Regions from separate parts of the Homo sapiens genome. Here region 1 is linked to region 2. A link is a contact called in ENCODE Hi-C or POLR2A ChIA-PET data. All regions are on one chromosome and are shown on one strand. Each heading gives the region's core, a stretch centred on a gene start or an enhancer-like site at or near the end of the contact. The rest is flanking DNA. Distances are from core to core; before and after follow the strand shown.

Region 1 (3,520 bases), core at 155-2,654, 410 kb after region 2:
GTGGTGGCTCACGCCTGTCATCCCAGCACTTTGGGAGGCTGATGTGAGCTGATCACGAGGTCAAGAGATTGAGACCATCCTGGCCAACATGGTGAAACCCTGTCTCTACTAAAAATACAAAAATTAGCTGGGCATGGTGGCATGCGCCTGTAGTCCCAGCTACTCGGGAGGCTGAGGCAGGAGAATCGCTTGAACCAGGGAGGCAGAGGTTGCAGTGAGCTGAGATCGTGCCACTGCACTCCAGCCTGCGTCAGAGCAAGACTCTGTCTCAAAAAAAAAAAAAAAAAAAAGAACAATCCTCTCAAACATCTGTACCTGTGGTAGAAAGTAATTGTCTGCGCAATTCAAGGAACATTTCAGTCTATCCCAGAAAGAAATTCTGCCAGCATTGCATTTGTGTTCCCAGTTTGTCTTGCTCTCACGGTAGAACAGCTGGCACTTCTTTGTGGTGTTTGGTTTCCTTGTTTTTGTTCCTTGGCTGAGATGTGAAGGACTTGGGAGGGGCTAAGAAACCTCAGGAAGGTCGGAAAAGTAGTGGCAGAAGACACAAAAAGGAGTGGCCCCACAGGAGAAACAGCATGTGCAAAGAGGAGGCATGATAGAAAAGCAGTGGAATGGGGATGAGAAAATCTGGATTTTTGTCTTTTTTCTTTCTTCTTCTTTTTTTTTTTTTTTTTTGATATAACTGGGGAAAATTACTTCCTCAGTCCTCATGTCCTTATTTGCATCATAACTGGATTTGGGTTTTTTTGTTTGTTTTGTTTTGTTTGGTTTTTTTTTTTTGAGATGCAGTCTCGCTTTGTCGTCTGGGCTGGAGTGCAATGGCATGATCTTGGCTCACTGCAACTTCCACTTCCTGGGTTCAAGCGATTCTCCTACATCAGCCTCCTGAGTAGCTGGGACTATAGGTGTGAGCCACCATGCCCGGCCTCATAACTGGATTTGAGTCAGAGAATCTGAGGGACCTCAGTGTTGCTGAACTCGATTCATTCATTCACACAAATTGGCAGAGTACCTGCCATGTACCATGTACCTGCAGTGTGATTGGTCCTGCAATTCAAAGATGAATGAACTGAGATCGTTGACCTCAAGCTGCTTGGTTCAGTAGCAGAGACAGACATATGAGACAACCATTTGTGATGCCATATTGTGAGTGTCATGGGAATACAGGGGAGGATGGGATTAGCCTTGATGGAAAGAGAGGGAAGTCTGCAGGACTCAACAGAGGAAAAGACCTTTCCCTAGAAGGAGAAGAGGGTGAAGTTAGCCTGGGCAGCCAGGCTGGTAGGAGAAGAATCATAGAGATTGAAAAACTTCATTGCAACAACAGCGAGTAACACTATCCCACGCTCTAAAGTATTGACAACTTAGTCATGTCCTTTTGAGACACTACGTGCACCCAGAGTTCTAGGGTTGTTCTGAAGGTTGATTATGGAAACCCTTGCCCCACGTCTCCTTGCTCTGTAAGGCTGGAAAAGCATAGAATCTATTTTTGTGCTCTGACTTCGTAGCCCATCTGTCAGAAAATGCCCTTTTCACAGCAGGGTCCTAGTGACTTAATTATTGTTTGTGGAATATTTAGAAGTTTAGGTCAAGGATGAATTTCTGTTGCGAAACTGAAGGCACACAAATGAGATGTTTAAAAATGAAGTGGAAGTTTTTTGTTTTTGTTTTGTTTTTGCAGAAAAAAGATTTTTAATGGCTTGAATGTGCTGCCATAGTTGCGTCAGATTGTCAGAAAATTATGTTGTACATCTGAGAGAGAAAAGAAGAGCCTTTTGAGGAGCTGCGCTAAAATTATTTTTTGTTTAGTCTCTTAACTCTTTGGCTTGAATGAGTCATTGACTTTCCTTGCCAAGATAGGGTTAGCATTTGTTTTGTGTTTTAAAAGCAGGCCAAGGGATTGCCACGAGGGGAGACAACCTGAGCAACTGAAGGAAGAATTGCTAGAAATTGTGTTACAGTTGTTTAGTCTGAATGTGATTAGAAACAACAACAAAAATGACCTAACATTATTGACTTCAAAATTTGTTTTCTGCTTTCTTCCAAAAAAAAAAAGGTCTAAAGGAAAAAGATTTTACTATAATGTGTCCATTAAAATACAGGGCAAAGCTAACATCTCACAGGAAATGTTTTATTTGACATAGGTAGATAGCTATTGTTTGAGGGCATAAATTTTAGATAAAAGATTCCTGGCAGTCTATGCAAAAAAGGAAAATATGGTTGCCTAGCAACTTTTATTGATTGATTTAAAAGAGACAGGTCTGTCAGTAGATGTACTCTTCCCCCCGGTCCCCTTTTTCTTTTCCAGGCAGAGTTTCATTCTGTTGCCCAGGCTGGAGTGCAGTGGCTCGATCTCTCGGCTCACTGCAACCTCCGCCTCCCGGGTCCAAGTGATTCTCCTGCCCCAGCCTCCCGAGTAGCTGGGACTACAGGCACACGCCACCACGTCCAGCTAATTTTTGTATTTTTAGTAGCGATGGGGTTTCACCATGTTGGCCAGGCTGGTCTCAATCTCTTGACCTCGTGATCCGCCCGCCTCAGCCTCTCAAGGTGCTGGGATTACAGGCGTGACCCACCGCACCTGGCGAGACATACTCTTTCATATCCTTATTATGCAGATTTTTAAATATTATAAACATTGAATAGTGTAATTTGCCATCACTTAAGTAAGTTTTCCAGCTGATGATAAACTTTACTTGGTAAGACAAGTTTTTTGCATTGGCCTTCAGTAAAATCTTTCACTTAGTTGAAAGCATTTTTATATGGGGAGGAGATGTAACTAAGGCAATCTAGGTTTGTGATTTTCTATTACAGTTTGATCCAAGAAAAAATATCAGTAAGTGTGTCAATATTATCTTGTTTAGATCAGTGTTTTGAAACTTGTGTGTTCGTAAGAACTGCCTGGGGCCCTTGTTAAAATACAGATTCCAATGCCAGCTGCAGATTTACTGAATCAGAGTCTCTAGGCAAGGGGCCTGGGTGTGTATTTATCAAAGGCACCAAGTGATTTCTTATGCTCAAACAGGTTTAAGGAACACTGCTGTGGATGGTTCTCCTTGACTGTTTTTTTTCCTCTCAGCTGGGCTTTGTAGCAGTCATTTTGAGTATAAATTGTGATAGGAGCCTGAGGCAATAGCATTAAAAGTGAGTTGGCAAAGCCCAGCAGAGCCAGTTTAATTAGCTAGTTTGGATAACTGTAATGTCATTTCCCCTTCTCAAGCTGTGGTGCTTCAGGATGCTGCCCATCAAGTTCCTTCATCCTTCCAGTCTTTTCATCTGTTATTCCATTGATCCTTACACCATCTCTGTGTAGTGGACAGAACAAGTATAATAATTGTATTTCATTGATTTTTTTAAGATGCTCCCCTTTCTCACAATTGTACATCCCTAATAATAGTAGGCACCTTAGAATCGATTGTCTGAATTTGAATATTTTTCACTATTCTAGTGATTTGTAAAGCAACGGTGCATCTTATATCCAAAAGTGTTGAAGATTTGATGAACTGCCATGGCTCCT
Region 2 (3,295 bases), core at 765-3,264:
ACTGCGAGCTGATTATTGTGGTGACCATTTTACAGATGAGGAAACTGAGACTCAGATGAGTTAAGTGCCAGACCTAAAGTCGCACAGGTAGTAAGCGACACAACTGGAATTCAATTTCAGGTGTCCCTTCTTATTCCAGAGTTCATGCTCCTTTTTTATACCATTGATTAACATCATTAACCAAAGGAATTTCTACTAAGCAACATTTCATTTTTTCCCCTTCTCAAATACTATTAGATGGAGCAGCTGCAAAAGCATGCAAATACATATTTCATATAACACCACAGGAAGTTTTTAAATATTCATATGCAGAACCAGAAGATAATGTGAAGTGGAACCTCGCTCCAGAATCCCTGCACCTTTCCAGTTGCGGAGTTTCCGGGTGAGGTTAGAATATCTCTAAGGTGCCCAGGCTCAGATTTTAGGCAAATATCTGTAACCTGTCTGATTGGGTAAGTTTTACATGGACCACATCTACCAATTTCATTCAGACAAATTGTGTAATGCAGTGCTTCATAAGTATGAGAAAACACAGAACCAATTAAAGACACATTTATAACATCCTCTACTACAATCTTTAAGGTAAAAAAATGCTTCATTTTGAGTCCATCTGCAAAGAACTGTATGAACAGTTTATAATAAAGAGTGGCATGAAGGTTAAGTCTGTAATCTTTGTATAAGAAATTTCCCATTTCAACTGGCCAACTGGCAAAACAGGCTGCTGTCTTTATAGCTCTCTGTTGGTCCCTGGGGATGCATCAAAATAAATAAATGTTCCCTGCCGATAGGGACAGGCTGAACGTCTGCTCATGCCTAAGAGGCCACCCAAGTTACAGAAACACGAAGAGCACTTTTTTAACAACTACTCCCAAGAATGTTACTGGAAGTCTGAAACACAATCGCAGGTGATCACAGGCTACCCCTGGCCCAAGGCTTCTAATTAGGTTTCGACCTTTTCCCATTCCAGCTGCACTTTCCATCCATAATCCTCCTACACTGTGATGTTTCCATGAAGCCCTGTATTCCCAGATTGGCTAATTCATAGACTCTCAGTGCTGCAAAGATCCTTGGTCCAACACTCTCACGCTACAAAGGAGGGTTCCACTCCTTGGCCAAATTAACTATCCGCTGCCACAGCACTGTCATGCCTTGCTTGGAATCTTCCAGGGCTTCCCACCACTGACTCCCCATCTTGGTCCCCCGCCCTAGAATCCTGGCATCCTTATTAATCTCTACATTCTAGGCAAATCAAACTATCCATTATTCTTCCCACTCAAGAGTATTGTTTTGTTTTTGTTAATACTGAACCTTCTACCCAGAATGCCCATTTCCAAGTGCCCCAAATGACTCAATCTTAAAAAATCCAAGTCGATGCCACCTTCTCCCCCTCTCTCCTCCACTCCCCAGGTCGGATTGTCTTCCTCCGATCCGCCTTCTTTAGCTTCCACAGGCATCCATCTAATGGCCCATTCACTTCCTACACCTGCCTCAGCTACTGGTCTCTGGGAAATTGTCTCTTGTGGGGCATACGCTATGGAGGGATGCTTCTTGTTTTTCTCTATACCATGCGTCCGATCTTTTGGCTTCCCTGAGCCACACTGGGAGAACTGTCTTGGGCCACACATAAAATACACTAACTCTAATGATAGCTGATGAGAAAAAAAAAAAAAGCGCAAAAAAAAAACCTCTCATAATGTTTTAAGAACATTTACAAATTTGTGTTGGGCGGCATTCAAAGCTGTCCTGGGCCGCACGCGGTTAGTGAGCCACGGGTTGGACAAGCTTGCTCTATACCTTCAGTCTCCGGTGAGAGTGCCTCGCACAAGTAACTGCGGAGCAAATGTTCATTGAATGAAGGAATGAGGAATCCAAGCCCAGAGAAAACATGAGTGACTTTTTCCAGCACGAGTCATATTAATAGTCTCGCATGCCAAAGGAATATCACCATCCAACTTTCCAAAATCCAATACGATAATAATTACTTGTATTATTATTCATATTCACTTCAGTGAGGACAGTAGGCTTAAAAAGCCTTAAACAGGTTGGGTTTCTAGTCCCAGCTCTGCCACTTAATAGCTGTGTAACCTAGGGAAGAAAGTCTCTTGCCCTGTGGACTGAGTTCCCCAGTCTGTGAAAAAGAGGAGGGTGGATAAGCTCCGTTGTTCTCTAGTCATGTCAACTTTTCCCACTTGCCAGTTGGTTAGAACACGGTTGGTTGCCGGGGCGCCTCGAGGTCCTCCCCCACTCCGCCCAGCACACCTCACTCTCAAGCCGGGGTCTTCTTCTCGCACCGGGAGGCAGCTGTGTGTGTCCTGGGGTCTCTCTTGGCCTCGCAGCTGCCGACCTTGCCGCCGGCGGCCGCGGGACGACTCCATCTGTACCCGGGAGACACCCGGGAGGCAGGCGCCAGCCATCACTCGGGGCCGTCCTCCAGGGCCAACGCCAGCACCAGCGCCGCCACGCTGAAACGGTCCCGGCGGCCCCTCCGCGGCTCTGAGACGCCCGCACGCCGGGGGGCCGACGCGCTGGGCTCGGCGTCCGGGCGCTGCCGAGCCGGCACGAGGCTCTGACCATGGGGAGCCGCCCGCTCCGCCCAGGAGGCGGGGCACAGTCGCTCCGGCTAGACCTCGCTTGGCCCCGAGCCCAGCTTCGCCCGCCCGCCCGCCCGCCCGCCGGGGAACTGCACCTTCTCGCGCCCCGACGCAGCCGCCTCCGCGCGCGCACGCAACGCACGCGCTCCAGCGCCTACGGTCAAAGCGCCGCGCAACCAGTTATTCCGCCCCCGGCTCCGCACCCGCGTCTCGGACGTTCCCGCAGCCAACGTTTAGGGCACCAGGCGCTGTGCTAGGCGCCGCGGTTATAAAGATAATCGGTTTTGTTGAGCCCAGGAATGTTCGGGTACACCCATCATGAGTACACCCACTCTTCTAGCCTAACAAAAATTCCCTTAGGGCCCAAGGAATCATGGTACCTGCACCCCAAGAAAGCCTCTGGGTCTTTGAGTCAGCAAAGTGGCGGAGGAAGGACTGGCCCTAAAACAACCTCACTGCTTACACACACCACACCACACACACACACACGCCAGATAGCCAGCAGAGACCTCCAACCACACACACACACACACACACACACACACACGCCAGATAGCCAGCACAGACCTCCAGACCCCGCCCCGCCCCCCTCCCCCGGCCCCCCTCCGCCCCCACGCGCCAAATAGCCAGCAGAGACCTCCAGGATATGGCTGTGAGTTTAAAAATAAAGCTGGGGCAGGGAGAGTATCCTTTTTCTCACTGCT

The links. Hi-C counts contacts between places; a loop is a spot of excess contacts on that map. ChIA-PET counts read pairs that join two places held with the same protein, here RNA polymerase II (POLR2A). Pooled maps may share reads with other maps.
Region 1: a map of ascending aorta shows a loop between it and region 2 (4-fold over the local background). The contact joins the enhancer-like site here to the promoter of MGC2889 in region 2. A Hi-C loop is called at or near these places in 3 of 168 maps with a recorded cell type or tissue (ascending aorta, cardiac septum and gastrocnemius medialis) and 1 of 50 pooled maps. POLR2A ChIA-PET finds 5 or more read pairs at or near these places in 1 of 52 experiments (OCI-LY7).

The regions. Positions count from the first base shown.
Region 1 is chr3:192,831,580-192,835,099 of GRCh38, reverse strand. The region is part of intron 1 of MB21D2 (Mab-21 domain containing 2); the gene reads left to right. Among named protein-coding and RNA genes, the nearest start is that of MB21D2, 85 kb to the left of the region's middle. Within about 2 kb of position 1,404, at least 4 of the 41 ENCODE cell types and tissues checked have a DNase peak (open chromatin) inside an H3K27ac peak, as active enhancers do; they include ascending aorta, where a contact is called at or near this core.
Region 2 is chr3:193,240,498-193,243,792 of GRCh38, reverse strand. MGC2889 (a long non-coding RNA gene) reads right to left here and starts at 2,014. Exons shown (of 1, transcript NR_026877.1): 1 at 1-2,014. PLAAT1 (phospholipase A and acyltransferase 1) reads right to left here and starts at 2,571. Exons shown (of 4, transcript NM_020386.5): 1 at 2,260-2,571. LOC105374280 (a long non-coding RNA gene) reads left to right here and starts at 2,770. Exons shown (of 3, transcript XR_924833.3): 1 at 2,770-2,898. RefSeq lists a silencer at 2,420-2,669.